2 separate regions of the Mus musculus genome follow, and region 2 is linked to region 1. The links are chromatin loops, found by intact Hi-C in ENCODE. Cell type or tissue: heart. All regions are shown on one strand.

Evidence for each region. A loop is a pair of places that touch in the nucleus more often than their neighbours do. Peaks named below come from ENCODE experiments on the same cell type or tissue, not always from the same donor. Only the 100,000 strongest peaks of a DNase experiment are listed, where the experiment ranks them.
Region 2: it touches region 1 in a loop (15-fold over the local background); 5 of 42 quality-filtered maps call a loop at or near these places.

The regions. Positions count from the first base shown.
Region 1 is chr2:147,893,736-147,898,735 of GRCm38, forward strand. All of the region lies in intron 2 of Gm35579 (a long non-coding RNA gene), which reads right to left. Gm46769 (a long non-coding RNA gene) reads left to right here. Exons shown (of 3, transcript XR_001783501.2): 2 at 202-308; 3 at 1,734-1,814. Among named protein-coding and RNA genes, the nearest start is that of Gm46769, 2.7 kb to the left of the region's middle. In heart, CTCF peaks have their summits at 2,165 and 2,365; no DNase peak of the experiment used is centred here.
Region 2 is chr2:147,800,309-147,805,308 of GRCm38, forward strand. No RefSeq gene overlaps it. Among named protein-coding and RNA genes, the nearest start is that of Gm25516, 72 kb to the right of the region's middle. In heart, CTCF peaks have their summits at 2,986 (motif pointing right) and 3,189; no DNase peak of the experiment used is centred here.

The sequences.
Region 1 (5,000 bases):
TCATCAAAGAAGTCTCTCTGAATAATGTTAACTGGCGCTATATACTCAGGAAGGGGTAGGACCTAAGGAGCTCATCGTCATGAACCCAATCTTAATGCAGATAATCACAGATGCTGAGAGCTCAAGATAGCAAAGTCCACTAACTCTTTAATTCTACCCAAGATATCAACTATGGTAATTTGGGGTTTGTGTACACCATAGAACAAGGAGGTGATTCCACCCTGTTGATGCCTGCTGAACTCTGCTGCATGCAGAATATCCCAACTAGTGAAATCTACAGCTTGAGTGTATGTTTCTACACAATTATGGTAAGCCCTCTAAGCCTCTCTCCCCCTCTCCTTTCCCCTCCCCCTCTACCTCCCCCTCCCCCTTCCCGTCGCCCTCCCCATCTCTATCCCCCTCCCTAGCTCCTCCCCCTCCACTTCCCCTTCTGTTTTCCTCCCTCCCTATACAGAATTTTAGACTATAAAACCAATTTGGCCTTTAGTCAAGGAGCTAACATAGGCTGGAGGAAGTTTCTCCTCCCCCAAAACACCTGACAAACCACCAGCCTACATCTGCTGCCCATGTTTGCTGTGAAGCCACTCACTTCACCTTCTGCTTCACAGAGCAGTCAGTGCAGACTGCGAGGCTCAGACCTTATTTCTGCCTGGTCAAGCCATTGTGCCATCTCTATTCAACCATGACCACCCTGTGTCAAGTCAGGGCCACCCTGGGTGTACTCTCCAGCCAGAGTTTCAAGGTTTTGATTTCCTCAGCTTACCATGTCACACCACCCAGGACTCAGCAGTCAAATAGAGGCATCCTCCTGCCTTGCCTCTCTTCTGTGTACAGTGCCTCTCTGACAGAGACATTGCCTCTCAGGGATTTCTTCTCTGTCGCAGCTATTCCTTCTGAGGTAACATTATGTCTGTGACTGACGCAAGGATGTGCCTTTCTGATACTCTTCGAGAAAGAAATGGTTATCAAAACAATAGAGTACCATAGTGAGCTGATTACTCTCTGCCTTAGTTGGGGTTTCTATGGCTGTAATAAAACACCATAACCAAAAGCAAGGTTGAGTAGGAGAAGAGCTTATTTTAGCTTGCATTCCCACATTGCAGTCTCTCATGTAGGAAAATCAGAGCAGGAACTCAAATAGGGCTGGAACCTAGAAGCAGAAGCTGATACAGAGGCCATGGAGGAGTGCTGCTTACTGGCTTACTCAGCCTGCTTTCTTTGAAAACTCAAGACAACCAGCCCAGGGTAGCACTGTCCACAGTGATCTGGGCCGTCTCACTTCAATCAGCAATTAAGAAAATGTTTCACAGACTGCATCCACATGCCAATCCAGTGGGGACATTTTCTCAACTTAGCTTTTTTTTTTTTTTTTTTTAACAAATAACTCTCGCTTGTGTCAAGTTAACATAAAACTAGCTAACACACCACCACTGCCTTGGTCTGGAATTTCTTTGTGAGTCTGACAGGTAGCACTTGAATAATGAACATGGAGCAAGACAATGGCCTACCGGCTAGAGGATTTCCTCTTAACCTGACCGCTCTATGGTGACCTTCATGTGGCGCTCTTTGTGCCTTTCCATGGTGTAGCTGAGATATCTTCTCTTAACCCGTCCTTTCTCCTCTCCTCATTTCACAACCATTTTTGTGTTCTGAGACTCCTGTCCACTTCTGCTACCTCTCCATTATGTTTCCATAGCTGTTGGCCAGAACTTTTCTTATTCTTTGCCTTTCAGATTAGTATCTGCTTCCTGAGGACATACCCACCTCCACCCCTAGTCATCAGCCATGACAGAGTTGACACCAGAGTTTATGAAAGAGCAGGTGAGAACCCCATAAATTAACCGTCCTAAGAAAAATAATCCTGTGCTGGACATTTTTCTTTGGCTCTCTAGATGTGCCCCACTTTACTCCCATCCATTTTGTCCTTAATTGTCCATGCTGTCGGCTCTTTTCCCTTCTGTTTCATATGGCTCAGACAGTGGAAATCACCAACAGGACACTGGAGAGGGAGAGATTCAAAGGTGTTCTTCTCAGCTTTCTTTCCACTAAGTCTCTACAGGTTGGTGGCATCCCCTGTTGAAAGTGACTACTACCACTAAGTGTAGTTACTTACAGTCCTAGGTGCCATTCTGTCAGGTCCAGTTGTGTAACAGCTCCCCTTGTGGCTCGACATGGGTACTGCACCATCACTGGGTGTTCCCCACACTTCTCATGTTGCCAGGACCATGTCTAACTAAACCATAATTTTAGAGCAGTCAGATCCATTTACAACAGCAGCAGCAGCAGCAGCAGCAGCAGCAGCAGCAGCAGCAGCAGCAGCAGCAGCAGCAGCAGCAGCAGCAGCAAAGAAAATCCTCAATTGTTAGGCTTAAAGATCTTGCTTAAACATGTGGAAGAAAAAGATACAACTGCATCGAGATTATATTTCTATTAGAAGTATCAATGTAACTATTGAAATAGCATCTGAATTCCACCACAGAATTATTGGTAGCTTTTGATGCCACAGTTAATACAGAGCATATCAAATAGAATAATGAGTTCTATTTGAATGTATCAAAATTCAGCATGCTCCCTTGTTTTTTTCTTTTAAAATGTTATCTGAGACACAAGGTTCTCAGGTTTAAAGAAGGAAACCCTGGTTAATGTAATTGTTTTCAACTTTTGAACAAATATTCCCACCTTCAGTGGGACAGAAATTTATCTCCCTCATCCAATGGTGGATCTGGCAAGGTGATTCAAGACACTATTTTAAAAACCTTTTTTAAAATAATTTCTTCCAAAGTTTCTTTGATAAGTTAAAAAAAAAAGAATATGATCTCTATGGACACAATCTACATATGACCACACTCATAAAGCAGGCCTACAATTTTAAGGAGTTTTGCAAAAGCTATGTCCCATAGTTTTTGTGCCTCAAGTTACAAGCTGCTGATCTACAGACTTGCAAAGAAGCAGGATAACTATATTAGTGGTACACACACACACACACACACACACACACACACACACACAGAGAGAGAGAGAGATACACAACTCCATAAGGAAAGGTAAACAATGGAAATGATGAACACAGTACATGCTGTGCTCTCTCTCTCTTCCCCTCTGTCCCCCAGTGTGTGTGTGTGTGTGTGTGTGTGTGTGTGTGTGTGTGTGTGTGTGTATAAAGGCACAAATGTCATTTTTAGTGAATTTTTATTTCAAAATATATATTATTGCAGAGGCTTATGATTATAGATTCAGTTCCATGGTTTCCAACAATTCTTGAATTTCCTTTGTAATATTTACCAAAATTTGGGTGTTTTCTCCCGAAATATACATCATATTTCCTCTAAGCCAATAGTTTTGTAGAGATTCATAAGCCTCATCCTTGTCTGATGCTCCTACCGTCTCTCACTGCATGCTCAGCTTTTGTACCACCTCTGATAGTCTACCCAAGTTGGAAATGGAAGTGTATTGGCCAGAGTTTCCTAGAGGAGTGGGTATGATAGGATGGACGTGTATAGTATAAGAATTAGTAGTTCACTCTATATTAAAATAATAAGTTTGACTCCTGAGAGACTGAGAACCTGGTAGTCAGTCCTGGAGAGCTAATGGTCCTTCATCAACCGTGGAAGCTAGAAACCAGGATGCTGAGAGCAGCGAAGGAATCAGCAGTGGCAGAAACAGCTTCAATCAATTGCTCTGCATAAGGGGAGGCCAGATGAGCAAAAAAAAATAGGCAATCCTTTTTCTGCCACATCTTCCTTTTATCTGGGATGCTACAAGAAGTTGCCCTCCACACTCAGGATGGGACTTGCTGTATCAATTAAGGCAATAGAGAAGTTTTGTTCAGGGCTCCCTACTCAGGTGATTCTAATTTGTGGCAAGCTGATGTCAAAAGCAACCATCACTTCTCTTCCATATCAACACATCTTAACCATTTCTCAGCATCCCATCCATGCTCTTTCCTTTCCAGTCATTGTCCAGGTCTCTAGTGTGCTGGGAAAACATTCATTTTGCTTTCTCCATTTGTCAGCCTCACAAGGCCACTGCTTAACATTCGGAGACCTGGCTGACTTTCCATAGCCTCATCCAGCGTGGGGCTGCAGACAGCTTGTTCTTCATGTCTTCTTGGAAGAGTACCTGAGCTCTCTACCACAGCGTGTGAGGAGGTTCTCCCACCTGGGCCACTGATCCCTTTTTAATCCTCCTCAACTTATCCCCTCTGTGCACACCTATGGCACTATGTCACCACAATTTCTCAAACCCACATGACTTTTCAAGCTTCTGTGTCTTTGCATATCCACCTCATATTGTGACTTTTGCCTGCTTGAGTGAGGCCTACTCGTCTCTAAAATCTCTGTCTAATAAATAGCACACACACTCCCAGAAGCCCCCAAAGGTGACTTCAAGCCAAAGACATCACTGTGTTCTCTTTTACTGCCTAACTTTCTCTTTAACAACACACATTAAAAGGCAGGAAACCATTCATCTACACTTCCATTTCTACCAGGAAAGGTGTGTTCCCTGAGGTGGAGCCAGATGGTTAACCAGTTTTACTGGTTCCTGCCATATGGTAGACACCACAGTTAGACATATGGATTTCCAGATCTGCTCTAAAAAGGTGCAGTGCACCTTAAAACAAAAGCCAACTAATCATATTACACAACTTCTTTCACATTCTAACATCGATATGAATTAAGTTATAATTCTCCTAATGGCAGGCAGGGCTAGCCAGGAATAAATGGGGAAGAGATACAATTTCTGTTGTGACTATGAATTATGAAGGCTTAAGTCAGATCCAAATCCCCACCTAGGTATTTTACATGTATCCAGGTAGCATAATTTGGGTTTAAGATGTTCTCAGAGGCTTTGTCCTCACAGAGATGCTATGAGGAGCCCGTAGAATTGAGGTGGTACCTAGTTAAAGTTTTTTGAGTCCTTGGGATACAGTCTTAAAAAGATGTTGGCAACCTGGTCTCTTTTAGTCTCATTCCTTGCTTCTTGGCTGCCATGAAATGAAC
Region 2 (5,000 bases), 93 kb before region 1:
TTCCTATGGAAGGTAAGAGAAGAATCCTGAAGGTTGAAACCACAGTGAAACATGGGGATTACTTAAGGTGAATTGCACTGTAGACCCAAGGGTCTATGAGATCATGAGCCTCAGAGGACCCAGCTGTGCTGAGTATGAACTAATAGCCTCTGCACATAAGAGGTTAAGTACAGGAAGAAGCAACCTCCAACTCCACATAGTAGCTGAGGCTGACTTGTAGGCAAGATTTCAGAAAATAGAAAGAGGTGAAAGTCTGCGTCAGAAAGGGCCACAGAAATGATGTGAAAATTGGAAGTCAGAGGTGGAATTAGTAGTGAGCACCTTAAGTTTTCTGGAGTAGAATGTGTCAAGAACTCAGAGACGAACAGGAAGCCCAAATGGATCCAGAACAACTGTTCTCAAGCTATGTGTCTAGACCCGCTTGGAAAACTATACCCCCCAAAAATTATATTATGATTCATAACTGTAGCAAAATTATAGTTGAGAAGTAACAATAAAAATAATTTCATGGTTGGGGTCATCACTACATAAGGAACTGCATTAAAGAGTCACAGCATTAGGAAGGTGAGCATCACTGATCTAGAAGCTCAGCTTAGTGGACAAAATTACTCAGCTCAACCAGCTCTACTGTGGATCTCTCTCTCTCTCTCTCTCTCTCTCTCTCTCTCTCTCTCTCTCTCTCAACCTTGCTTTCTCAAAAATACAGTCTGTAAGAAATTAAAGTTTCCTAGGTCTGTAGGTAGAGTTAGTGATTTCCTTAGATGGTTGCTACATGACTCTGAGTTTCTAGGGAGAAAGGAAATTTCTATTGACATGAAGTCATCATAACCAGACCAATGCAGTGTATCTGGCCATATTTCACACATTCTGGCTAGCCTGTGAGCTCCTAGGAAAGATGGAATGAGATAAGATCAGCCTTTGTGAAAGGTGAAGGGGATGTTGTGCTCCCTCAGACATGATGCTGGTTCCATTAAGAAATATTTGTCAACAGTTGTCAAAGAATTCACTTATATTGGTTGCATTTTGCTGTATGTGAATGATACCTTAGTATGGATCATTTAAAGTATGAACACACTAATATTTTTTTACAAGTCAATATAAAGCCAGTCCTCACTAAAGTTAAATAAATCTTCAATTAGGTGAAGTGTTAAATGAAGGATGGTATTTTCATACGATTGCACTTTGAAAGCTAAAAGAAAGGTGTCTAGAATGGGTGCTGCTAAATCAGGTTCTCTTAAACATTTTCTGCTAAAAACTGCTTGTTACCTGAAACTTTTTACAGGACCCTGGGCATATAGGTTTATAAAATGCGTATACAAATCAAACATTTGCTGATAGTAAATCATAAAGAATTTTATTTTAAAATAAGATTTTGATGTCAACATACAATGTTAACCGTTTCTTTAAATGAAAGCAAATCTGTACACTCACAAGACAGGCATGCTTCATAGCTTTACACACAGATGTAACTTTCAGCTGGATGTTTAATACCACAAGAGTCAGAACATCTTCAACATCTTTCAGGTGATAGAGATTTTGATTTTATAATCTTAATGTTGAAAGCACGAGTTTACATAAACACCTTGTCGAGAACGGCAGGAATATGCTTAGAGTTGTTATTTCAGAAATCATTGGAAATTTCAAGGCAAACGGTGTTGATGATGTGAAACCCGAATCAGCAACTTAAACAGCAGTGTTAAAATGTGAGACTTTCTATCACTTCAAAGCTATACTAACTTCATACTTGCATGTTGAACATGTGGGAAATAGTTATAAAATCTCTGTTTTTCAGTTCATAAAATATAATAGCTTATATCCCACCTGATTGTCTCAGGCTCCTTTCACTGATGTTGAGTGGAATGGAGTGTATTCATAATTAAGGCTATGGTGAAGCTATGCAGTTCATCGTTAACACGTGATGCCACACATGCCTCAGGTCCCTTATGTCTTCTATTTTAAATTAGTTTTTGGTCACTGAACTTTCAGAAACCTTCTATGGCTGCCATTTTCCTTCAGGTCCCTGCACTCAGTTGGGTGACCTCCTTTAGGATCCAGGAAACTACTCTCTGGAATATAAAAGGATAAACCTCTTCTTTGTCTGGGGTGAGCACAGACTATTTTGAAAACAAAAGAGCTTCCCAGTTTACAGTGCAATAGAGTCACAAACCTTACACTCCAGTATGTGCCAAGGATCATAACCCAGGACAGAGATCAAAACAAATCAGAAGTGTTTAGTGTTCTAGAATTTTCTCTTTGTTTATTCACCCAAAGGGTTTACTATCTGGTTCCCTTTTCAACCCCTGTTTTAAAGCAAACTTGAACTATCTTCCAAAGAGTTCACAAAATACAAGCTGACACCTCCTGCCATCATTCAGAAGAGTGAATTGCACAGAATGGAGCAAGTGGTGTGTTTAACTTAGCTTCATGTATAAAGGTATTTCAGGTAAAGGCTGCCCAAGGAGTAGACATGATAGATAATGTGAACAAACCAGATGATTCAGAACACAGCTAGCAGGCTGGAGAGAGGCTCAGTGGTGAAGAGCACTTACTGATCTTCCATAGGACCCAGGTTCTTCCCAGCCCTCCCCCACCCCCCTCATAACAATCTTAACTCCATTATCAGGGCATCCAGTACCATTTTCTGGCCTCTTTGAACATCAGGAATGCAGGTGGTTCACAGCCATAGTCGCAGGCAAAACAGCCATGCACATAAAATAATTAAAATGTTTATTTAAAAAGGAGGAGGAGGAGGAGGCTGCTGTTTGGACTGTCAGACTGTCACGTGTTTGGTCTTAAAAGTATTGTGGCTGAAAATGCATTTATTAAATCTCATTTTCACCCAAGAGCACGGAAACCAACTCCTTAAGGTCTTCCCTTTAGCACAAAGTCAGTATTAAACTTTTTCGCATCTTTGTGTGGTGCACACCTCCATTCAGACTAAACTCCCTAAGTGTTTCAAAATGCAATGGACATACCTACGACTGTCCACCGGAGGGCCCCAGAGAGTAATGTCTGTGTTCCAAGGCACTTGAAAACACACACACACACACACACACACACACACACACACACACACACACACACACACAAAACATTTTAACTGCCAATTCCAGACAAGTACAATAAATGTCTTTATTGCTGGACCAAATCTGCAATTCTTTTCTTCTTGAAAAATAAAAATGAGTTTTTAATCAAACGAAACTTTAAGCAAAATTCTTGTAAGTCAAGAATGTAGGGTTTGGACTTTAAAGTTATAACCCATCCTACAAGAAAATTCTGTCAACTCTGAGGGAGATCCCTGGCTGACTAAAGGAATCAACAGTATGTCTGGAAATTACTGTGTCTCTACCTCTGACTAGCACTGTGGTGTGCTGCACCACCTACAGGTTGGGCTGTGGATGTCTGATCTGAGTCAGAAAACTCTGTGTGTAGTCATGATTTCAACAGGAAGTCACAGATGGCAGGTAATATTTTTGATAAATAAATTATTTGTAATCTCTTTGTGGAATATAAAACATTTAGGAATGATGGACTACTCCCCCAACCCTTCCAGATCTTTCCATAGACATTTACTTGATCATCTCATTTTTCCTTTTAAAATACATGTGAAGGACTATCCCATGTAAAAGAATTGATCATGCTTAAATAACTAGCATCATAGAACTCGGTCTGACCCTTGCTGTACCTTGTCCATCTTTCACAGGGTTAAACCAGCATCCTTTAAGTACCTGTCAGCCCTCCTTTTAACTGCACAGTCTTTCTGAAATACATGAAGCATAACCCAGTGATGTCAACAGATGTATCCAGGCTTCTTTGAGCTGTCACTCACCCAGTTCCTGAATCCATCAGGCCTTCCTCCATGCACCTGGCTCTGAAATTACCCAAGAGCTAAGGTGGAGCCCTCTCCTTGAGGTTCTATGCCTGTCTCTGAAATGAAAACAAACCTCTACTCAAACTACGTTCTGTGCAAAAACGCATGCATTATCTCCCTTGTCATGGTCTCCTGTTTCTCCTCCCTAGTTTGAACAAATGTTACCAGTTTCAGAGCTTTTGGAATTATTACCAAATAATAATTTCAGAAGCCCTCTGGGTTCAGAAAACAATACTGAGGGAAGCGATCCTGAGCCCCTTTAATCCAAGATAATTGCTCTGGCGCTTCTTGGGGGGTCTGGAATTCTCTTGCTGGCTTTGCTGAGTGGGTCTCCTGGAAAGGGGCTTTGGGGACATTTTCTGTCTCTACTGACAAATGTTATTTCAAAGGGCTTCTATTTACAAAGGTCCCTTTTTCCTTCTGTGACAACTGGAAGCTCTCCTAAGGACCATGTACTTTTGTTGGGGAGTGATGGTGGTCGTTTAAGTCCCCCCTTGCTTTCTTCCTTTCTTCTTTGTTCCCTCTTCTTTCCTTTCTTCTTCCCTTCATTTTCTTACTTTCCTTTTTCCTCTGCTTCCTTTTTCTTTCCTGTGCTTCACCATAGATCTGTATTTTGTTTTGTTAATTTATTCAAGGCCAGAGAGATAGCTCAGCAGTTAAGAGCACAACTGTTCTTCTAAAGAACATAGGGTCTCAAGGGTTTAGGAGCCCCATAGGAGGAACAACAATATAAACTAACCAGGATCCGCAGAGCTCCCAGAGACTAAATCACCAACCAAGGGTGGGACTCATGACTCTAGCTGCATATGCAGCAGAGGATTGCCTAGTTGGTTATCAGTGGGAGGAGAGGTCCTTGATCCTGTGAAGGTTCTATGCCCCAGTGTAGGGGAATGCCAGGGCCAGGAAGTATGTAGGGTGGGTTGGTGAGCAGGGGGAAGGGAGAAGAGACAGGGGATTTTCAGAGGGGAAATCAGGAAAGGGGACAACATTTGAAATGTAAATAAAGTAAATTTCTAATTAAAAATAAAAAAGAGAGTCTATTCCTAGGTCTTGCATGGAACCAAGATGGTTCACAACCATCTATAACTCCAATTTCAAGGGATCAACTCCGTCTTGTGGCTTCCAAGGG